Linked DNA regions of Homo sapiens: region 1 is linked to region 2. Evidence: chromatin contacts called from ENCODE Hi-C data. All regions are on one chromosome and are shown on one strand. Each heading gives the region's core, a stretch centred on a gene start or an enhancer-like site at or near the end of the contact. The rest is flanking DNA. Distances are from core to core; before and after follow the strand shown.

Evidence for each region. A loop is a pair of places that touch in the nucleus more often than their neighbours do. Pooled maps may share reads with other maps.
Region 1: a loop to region 2 is called in a pooled map, with 5 times the contacts of the local background. The contact joins two enhancer-like sites. A Hi-C loop is called at or near these places in 2 of 50 pooled maps.

Annotation. Positions count from the first base shown.
Region 1 is chr16:84,748,913-84,753,339 of GRCh38, forward strand. The region is part of intron 4 of USP10 (ubiquitin specific peptidase 10); the gene reads left to right. Among named protein-coding and RNA genes, the nearest start is that of USP10, 51 kb to the left of the region's middle. RefSeq lists an enhancer at 3,300-3,379. Within about 2 kb of position 2,484, at least 4 of the 41 ENCODE cell types and tissues checked have a DNase peak (open chromatin) inside an H3K27ac peak, as active enhancers do.
Region 2 is chr16:83,955,545-83,960,139 of GRCh38, forward strand. It overlaps OSGIN1 (oxidative stress induced growth inhibitor 1), which reads left to right. Exons shown (of 6, transcript NM_182981.3): 2 at 2,096-2,194; 3 at 3,716-3,852. The coding sequence starts at 2,128. Among named protein-coding and RNA genes, the nearest start is that of OSGIN1, 4.6 kb to the left of the region's middle. Within about 2 kb of position 1,352, at least 2 of the 41 ENCODE cell types and tissues checked have a DNase peak (open chromatin) inside an H3K27ac peak, as active enhancers do.

The sequences.
Region 1 (4,427 bases), core at 1,234-3,733, 790 kb after region 2:
CCTACCAAACAGATTATTTTTTTAATCCTATTTGGTTAGGTCAGTTATGAAGATGTTTTAATTTTCTGAGCAAAAGTGTAGTTTCTTTAAAAATATATAATTCTTTTCAGCCTGTTTGTTGAGGCTTCGATAGACAGAACGTAGTTGTTGACAGTTTCAGGAGTCTCGTGAGATAGTAGAGCAATAGAGTCACATTGAATAACCCTTGGGATCATATAGGGCTTAGGGAGAATGGCATTGTTTGAAATTTTTTTTGTTGTTTTATTCTCCTACTTAGGGATTTACTTTATAAAAGTGGTAAAACATACTCAGTTTGTTACAAGTCAGATCCACTACCACAAATTCCCTTTAGTGGGCACACTTTTAAGTGTAGGCCCACTTATTTTAAGCAGCGTTTAACTGAGTGAAAGTCTAGTTTCATTAAAAGATCTGTTGATGTGGGTTATAATAGAGTTTGACTTGCATTAGTATCTAACTGTTTCTACTGAGACAGTGGTATTTGTGTTATTAACTTTTGGGAAAGAGGGAGTAGGGAATGATTTAGACATTAAATGTATTCCTTTCTGCCAGGCATGATAGTGTGGAGATTGAGGCTTGAGGCTCGATAACTTGAGCCCGGGAGTTCGAGGCCAGCCTGGGCAACATACTGAGACCCCATCTTTAAAAAAAAAAAAAATTATACACACACAAAATGCTTGGAATAATTTGTGTATTTTTTATCTCAAGTTTGTTTCAAATACTCACATTTCTGGACTATTTCCCCTATTGTTAAGTCTGCTTAATAAATGCCAGCTAGTTTTTATGCCATCAGAAGTGAAATTAAGAAGGCAGATGGACTAAAAGAATCACGTATAAGGGATTTTGAAGTGAAATACATTAAACTCTTGATTACTCTTAAACTATCCACTTTAACGGGTTCTACTTGGACCTTCTTGGTGGCAAGGCCATCTCCTCGGTGTAGGTTATGTGTCAACATTTTGTTCCATTGGCTGTTTTTCAAGTGTGAACTGTTATTTGAAAGGAGAAGGACACGCCAGGGGAGAGCGTGTGAACTGAATACTCAGTGATTTCCTTTAGCCCCAAGGGAAGGATGTATCTAAACACAAAAGCCCTGTCTTGCCGAGGGTTGGAGAGGGATCTGTGTTTCAGTGACTGGTCTGAGAGGAGATGGTTGCCATTTATCAGTAGGAGTCAACAAAAGGAAACTTAATACAGCCCGGCACAGTGGCTCACGCCTGTAATCCCAGCACTTTCGGAGGTTGAGGTGGGTGGATCCCTTGAGGCCAGGAGTTCAAGACCAGCCTGGCCAACATAGGGAAATCCCATCTTTACTAAAAATAAAAAAATTAGATGGACGTGGTGGCTCATGGCTGTAATCCTAGCTACTGAGGAGGCTGTGTCAGGAGAATAGCTTGAACCGGGGAGGTGGAGGTTCAGTGAGCCCAGATCGTGCCACTGCACTCCAGCCTGGGCCACAGAGTGAGACTGTCTCAAAAAAAAAAAAAAAAACCCAAAACTTAATAGCTTGTGTTTGAAAGTAGTTGCAAAACGCGACACCCTTGTTAAGAGTGAGTATGGCAGACACGTGGGGAGTGCCTTTGCTGCTGCTTCCCTCATTAGCACAGATACTTTGGAGTTGACGAACATGTGACGTTTGAAATTGAACGTATGCTTTCATTGAACATTGTACTTTTCCTGGGTCTTTACTAAGGAACATTCCTCATATACTAGACGAAATTGTATCAGATGCTTTCACATCACAAATAGAGCCATTTTGTATTTGATGTTTTGCTTTCAAAATTATGCAACAGTATATTTTGTTTTAACAGAATATAAATAATGCTGGGTAAGAAGAGTGGCCAACTGCCCGATAAGTTAAAATTCCAGTGAGAGAGAACTAGGAAAACTGAGCTCTTGAACAGCTCTGAAAACATTGCGTTGAGGTATCTAGCAATGTCATTTATTATGAATTGTTAGTCAAAACCTGTTTATATGATTTTTCACAGTGGTTTTATACCTAAAAGGCATTGGATCAAGAAACAAAGTTATTACAATTTGGGTCTTCTCTAATGAATTACCCTGTCCGTGTTTATTTAAGTGTAAATGAACATACAGTTATGTGCTGCTTTAATGATGTTTCAGTCAACAACAGACCGCATGTACGACAGTGGTCCCATAAGATTATAATGGAGCTAAACAATTTCTAGTGACCAGTGAGTTGTGTTACAGTTGCCTACGGTATTCAGTACACAACATGCTGTACGGGTTTGTAGCTTAGGAGCAATAGGCTCTAGCATATGGCCCAGGTGTGTAGTTGGCTATACCATCTAGGCATGTGATCCCACAATGACAAAATTGCCTAATGCCACATTTCTCAGAACATATCCCCATCATTAAGCATGGCTGTGTATCCTAAAACTGATCTTTATTTTGGCAGTTTATAAATCATGCATATATTTCCCCCCGCTCCTTGGGGGAAATGGTTTCTCAGATATTTTGCACTTCCTCTTCAAACTCTGAAGTACACAGGCAGTGGTCATGCGGCGTGATCTAAGTTAAAAAGGCGTGGCACCTGTTTACCGGGATCCACCCTTGTGGACTGAGAGTTTAGTCCACATCTGATTCGATGTTTGTAGCCTCACATTTATTATACATCTTTCCACTTCAGAAACATAAGTTGATCTGTAGTCAATGGGTAGTGGTACATTTTGGTCACTTTGCTGTCCTCCACCTGGTTAGATAACCAAGATAGTGTGTGTTCTTCCAAATTGATGGTAATGAGGAAAAGAAAAGCACTTGGAGAATGTTCTGGACAGTTAGAATGATGACAGAAAAGCAGGTCAACAACACCAGAATGTCGATTACGGGCCAGTTATTGAGCCCTAAGAATCAGAGTTCTGTACCTTGCATTTTCAGGGATTTTCAATGTTAATATGACCCCTAAGTCCTAATTTTAGGAAAACAGAATTTGATGTGTAAAATATGTGTAAGAATAATCATAGCTTATGATGACATAAAAGTTTACGATGCTGGTATTGCCTTTGAGTTGATAAACAATTTCAGTGGGCTGATTTGTGGCAGCCCTTGTGAGCTACCATCTAGCATGTATGTCTTAAAATTTGAAAAAAGGCTATTAAGCAACTCCATTTTTCTGTATGTCAGCAGATTTCATAAGAGTGAAATTTCAGTTCAGCCTTTTCATGTGAGTTATTACAAAAGTGAACTACAGGTTTCAATTTTGTGTCTTTTATGAGTCATTCTGGCATTTTGTGCCTTTTCTCACACATTGTTCTAGGCAGCCCCACCAACTCCTGTGACAAAGATGGACTGGGGGAGGCCATCTTCCTAAAGTTGCTGTCTGAACAGTTAAGTAGTAAATTATACCAACCATGATGAATTGAAAAGAAGGCTTCTGGGGAAAGTTTGTTATTAGAGCCAACTTCTATTATATGCCCTTAAAGAAGGTAAAATAGATACACCAATGGCAATGACTTTGGAATGCAGGTCAAGTTTCAACCTAGAAGTTGCCTGCCCTCTATCCTTGGTGGCCCGCCTTCCTCATTTTTATTCTTTTAGCCTCCATAATTGGAATGCGTATTGGACTTTAGGCTAGGAATAACATTGTAAATGAAAATGTTGATGTTGAAAGAGGAATTTAAATAGAGCGAAGAGTGATATTAGAAATTTGGAAGTGGTATTAGTTCTGGCTTGTCCGTAAGACCTGACTTTTGCATGATAACAATAGGATTCATTCACTTGAACATAATTCGGTCTGGTCTTAGGAGGAATTAGAACTGCTTTTGCACCCCTGTTTTTTTCACTGCGAGGAAGAAGAGGAGCTCACGAACTTCATAAAGCGTTAGTGTCTCCTCCAGTTGATGGTTATCGAAATGAGTCAGGATGGAAGGCTTAGTGTACGTGTGAGATGTTACAAAAGTGGACCTTAAATGTTTCTTGAGTGTTTGGATCTTAAGAGAAAATCTTTGACAATAAGTATTTAATCTTCATTTCTTACAATCATTCCTCTTAAAATGGAGCTTTATTTTTTAAAAACGTATTTTTTTTTTCTTAAGAAACAGGGTCTTGCTCATTCATTCAGGCTGGAGTGCTGTGGCATGATCATAGCTCACTGCAGCCTTGATCTCTCAGGCGCAGGTGGTCTTCCTGCCCCAGCTTCCTGAGTAGTTGGGACTATAGGCAGGCACCACCATGTACAGCTAATTTTTTTATTTTTTATTTTTTATTTTTCATAGCAACAGAGTCTCACTGTGTGGCCCAGGCTGATCTTGGAACTCCTGGACTCAAGTGATCTTCCTGCCATAGCCTCCCAAAGTGTTGCCTGAAATAGAACTTTATTAATATATCTTTAATATGTCAAGATGTTTAAAACTTGTCAAGATTTTAAGGAAGTTGGGCTAACATTTCCT
Region 2 (4,595 bases), core at 102-2,601:
AGAAACGCTCTGGCCCTCAGAGTACTTACAACAACCCGATTAAATAAGGATTCAATTTGTTAACGTGTATTAAGTGTTGAGATCATGCCTGGCACCCAGCCCACTCCACAGAAGTATGGAAATGTCAGCCACATGCTGTCTTTGTTGTTCTTGTAACTACTACTACTATTATAATTGGTGGCAGCGTCCCCCTGAAATCTCCCCCTCAAGGCAGGCAGCCTGGGGTCTTGTAGGGAGCTGAGCATGAAGAGGCCATGTGGTCCCTGGTGACTGCAGCGTGTCACCTTCCTTCTCTCTGGAAAGGGAGGAGGAGGTCTTCGGTGCTGGGCACACGAGCTTGCCTAGACAGGACACGGAGGCTGTCCCTGGCCCCCACGCCAGTGGAGGCAAGAAAGGCTATGCTCAAGGGAGCAGAGAGCACCGACACAGGGGTCCCTGACAGACCCCTTCCCCGCTAGGCACATCCTCACCCTCGGAGCCTCCTTCTCCTCACCTGCAAGACAGAGGTGACAGGGCTCACCTCTCAAGGCTGCTGAGCGGGCTGGACGCTACTGCTTAGATGCAACCTCCTTGCAAACTGTAGAGTGCTCTGAGAAGGTCAGTTGTTGTCACTGTGGGGGCGACACATAGGTCCTCTCAGTGGCCCATCTGTGTGGCAGTTTCTCATCCCTCTCCTCGGGACCTGCCTGGAGGTGGACGAAGGTGTTTCTGTCACCCTGCACACATCAGAGGCCACACACTGGTCTCAGCTGTGTTTGGTTGGCCTTTTAAGCATCTTCCAAAACTCTGCGTTCATTCATTGCCCACTTCTTCAACTCAGATCATTCACATAGAAATCCAGATTCCCACTTTCTCTGGAAGAATTCTGGAGGCAGGTGGCCCTGGGCCCCCACCCCTGGCCACTCTGGGTGGTCCAAGCCCTGTGCCCGCCCACTTGAGTGTGACACCTGGATGGGCCCTGGATCTCGAGGGACAGGCCGAGTGGTGTGGGTGGTGGCACTGGCAGGGTCTTGGCACCAGTGAGCCCTGGGTTTCAAAGCCAGCTGTGTGACACTGAGAAGTTTGTGCGACCTCTCTGAGCCCCGTTTACACATCTGTGAAATGGGACATTAATATGGCCAGGGCTGCACAGGGTCAGCGTGAGGCGGATATGAGAAAAAGCATGTCAAATACCCGGTACACAGTAAGTGCCAAATGCTCATCATCCCTGTGCCCACAAGGGTGTTGCCTTGTGGTCCTCAGGATGGCAGCATGTGGCCCTCGGGTGAGGCTGGTGTCCGCTGCTAGCTGGTGTGGGGAAGAAGGTAGGTCTGATGCTCCTCTGGGAACCGGCAGCTCTAGGACCAGCACTTGGGTCCCTTTGAGCGATTTGGGCCTGCGGCCAGCAGAGGGCGCGGCTGCCCCAGAGATGGCAGGTTCACCAGCACGTCCCCAAACCTGGCCACTGCTTCCATTTCCCCAAGTCCATCCCAGCTCCTGGGGCAGGCCACAGCGCTGGCCCATTCCCTGTGGCAGATTCACTCCAGGCAGGTGCTTCCCGTCTGTGATCCTACTGTGTCCCTCAACCACCCTAGGAGGTAGGGACTCATTGCTTCCATTTTACAGATGAGGAAACTGAGACCCAGAGAGGCCCGGGAATGGGATAGGAAGCAACGTGCCAGGGCTGGATGACGAGTCCACCAGGCCACACTGGGACTCGAGGACTGTGGCCCACAGAAGGGTCTGGCAGGGCTGGTTCCTGGGTTGGGCAGGAATGGCCTCTCGGGAAGACAGATAATGAGTTTCGGGGACTGTTACTGCCCCAGTGAGATGGGAGAGTAGAGTGAGGCTCGGAGGGACAGTGGCTGCCTGGGGCAACCAGGCCCGAGGAGGGGAGGGCACATTCTGCATGACTGGGGAGGGGTGGGGCAAACAGCCTGTTTGGAGCAGAGGCTGTGTGAGAGCAAGAAGGGAGTCCCGTCAGATATGTCTCATGGGGACCCCGGACCAGACCCTGAGGGCCACAGGAGGCCACCCTAGCTGGGAGGTGAAGTGGCTGTGTGGACACCCAGGCCTCACCCGAATGGACTCTTCCTTCCCCTCTCCCCCACTCCAGGTCCGCTGCCAGCCCCAAGCCCCCCACCAGCCATGAGCTCCTCCAGAAAGGACCACCTCGGCGCCAGCAGCTCAGAGCCCCTCCCGGTCATCATTGTGGGTGAGTGTCAGGCCCCAGCCAGGGAGGGGCTCCGCTGAGCCTTCCGGGTACCCCCCAGGTCTGAGGGCAGGAGCTGGGCAAGTCCAGGCCTGGTGTCTTTTTTCGTTTTTGGGGTTTATTTTTTATTTATTTATTTATTTATTTATTTATTTATTTGAGACAAAGTCTCACTCTGTCGCCCAGGCTGGAGTGCAGTAGTGCAATCTTGGTTCACTGCAACCTCTCCCTCCCGGGCTCAAGCGATTCTCCTGCTTCAGCCTACCAAGTAGCTGGGATTACAGGTGCATGCCACCATGCCCAGCTAACTTTTGTATTTTTAGTAGAGATGGGGTTTCGCCATGTCGGCCAGGCTGGTCTCGAACTCCTGACCTCAAGTGATCTGCCTGCCTCAGCCTCCCAAAGTGCTGGGATTATAGGTGTGAACCACCATGCCTGGCCCAGGCCTGGCCTCTTTACAGTGGTCTTTAAATTAAGCCATTGAGCGTTTACTATGTGGCCAGTGCTAGGCTTAGCAGTTTATAAGCTATCATTCCCTTTCACACTTCCGAGAACCCAGGGGTCTAGAACACACCCATCAGCTGGAGGCGACCCGGCGTGGCGCAGGGAGGCCTGGTCCTGAGCCCACACTGATCCCATGACTACCCTGTGCCCAGCACTGTGCTAGGTGCCCACATGAGAGGACACACAGTAGCGGCTTATGATTCCTGTCCTCTGTCTGCACAAATGGGGACAGATGACCCCCCAGTATGCAGGCGTCCGATTAAGCCACGTGAGATGGTCATTTCTGTAAGGCAAAAGCAGATGGGTGCCTGTGATTTCATATGGTTCTTCCTGGTATCCTGCATATGAGTAATATTCCGAATCAGACGAGATAAGAAGAGGGGAAAGGACAGATAAAAAGAGAAGCGCTATCACAGGGCTGTGCCTGGTGAATCGCCCAGGAAGCGCCACAGATGGCAGCGCAGTTCTTCAGACGTGCAAGCAGCAGACCCAACAGGCGGCTCAGCACCCCTGAGCGCCCACAAGCACCCACCACTCAAGTTCGCCCCCAGGCCACGTAGCAATCTGTGCTACATTCACTCATCCATCTGACCTAGTTCTTAGCAATCTCAGAATCTCAGTCGCGTCGTCAGATATTCCCTCTGTCTGGGTTTTAATCCCGGCTCGTCTACCTTCCGGCCGTGTGACCACAGGCAAGTAACTTAACCTCTCTGTGCCCATTTCCTCAAGTATAAAAGGAGGAAAAGAGTGGCACTTACCTCGCTAAAGCTGTTGTGAGGCTGTTGTGAAAGCTCTCAGTACAATTCCTGGCACAGAGTAAGCTCTCAGCAGTTGTTCATTCCTTCTTTTTAAAAGTATTATTAGGCACAGTGTCTGGCACAGGCTAAGGGCTTAATAAATATTTATTTTTATGAATGAAGGATAAATGAATGAATGCGCCGCATCTAGATCAAAGCCCTCCACAGTAGTGTCCCCCACCTGAAAAGGCCACCCCCTTTAACCTCCACCCTCTCTCCCCAGGTAACGGCCCCTCTGGTATCTGCCTGTCCTACCTGCTCTCCGGCTACACACCCTACACGAAGCCAGATGCCATCCACCCACACCCCCTGCTGCAGAGGAAGCTCACCGAGGCCCCGGGGGTCTCCATCCTGGACCAGGTGGGTCAGCCTGGGGCCAGAGCTCTGGGTAGTACATACCCGCCCTTGGAAAACTACCGCCGCTTTCCCAGGGAAAAACAAAAGTGTGTGTTTGCTGGAAACAAGACTAAACAAAGAATTCGAGAGTCCACAAAGTCAGCCACGGAGATCGTGAAAGAGAAATCAGAGACCCACAAATGCCACACGATCTAGGGCTCACTATGCCCTAGGCCGGTTGTTCTCAAGGAGGGGATGATTTTTCTCCTCGGGGGGCACCTGGCAATGTCTGGAGACAATTTGGGTTGTCATGGCAGGGTGACGGTACTACCAAATCTAGCAGGGTGGAGGCCAGGGATGCTGGCAAACATCCAGCACTGCACAGGACAACGAGGGTGGTGAGACTGAAATATGTGTGGTGGAGCTTCTCAACCTTGGCCCCACTGACATTTGGATGACTTTGTTCTGGCTACAAAGAATGATCTGGCTCAAATGTCAGTGCGGCCAAGGTTGAGAAACTCCACCACAGATATTTCAGTCCCACTACCTCCTGCCCACAAGGGTTTGCAAATCCTCCCTCCGTACCCCTTGTCTTCCACTGTGCTCCTCCACGACCTCCCCTTGTCGACCTCCCTCGTCAGGCAGTGTACATCCTCCTGTTCCCTTCCCGCCCCTGAGTTGGAGATGAGGAAATAGGTCTTGACCATTTGATCTAGATCAGCATTTTTCAAAGTGCTCTCTATAGAATACTAGTTCCTCAGTATAAT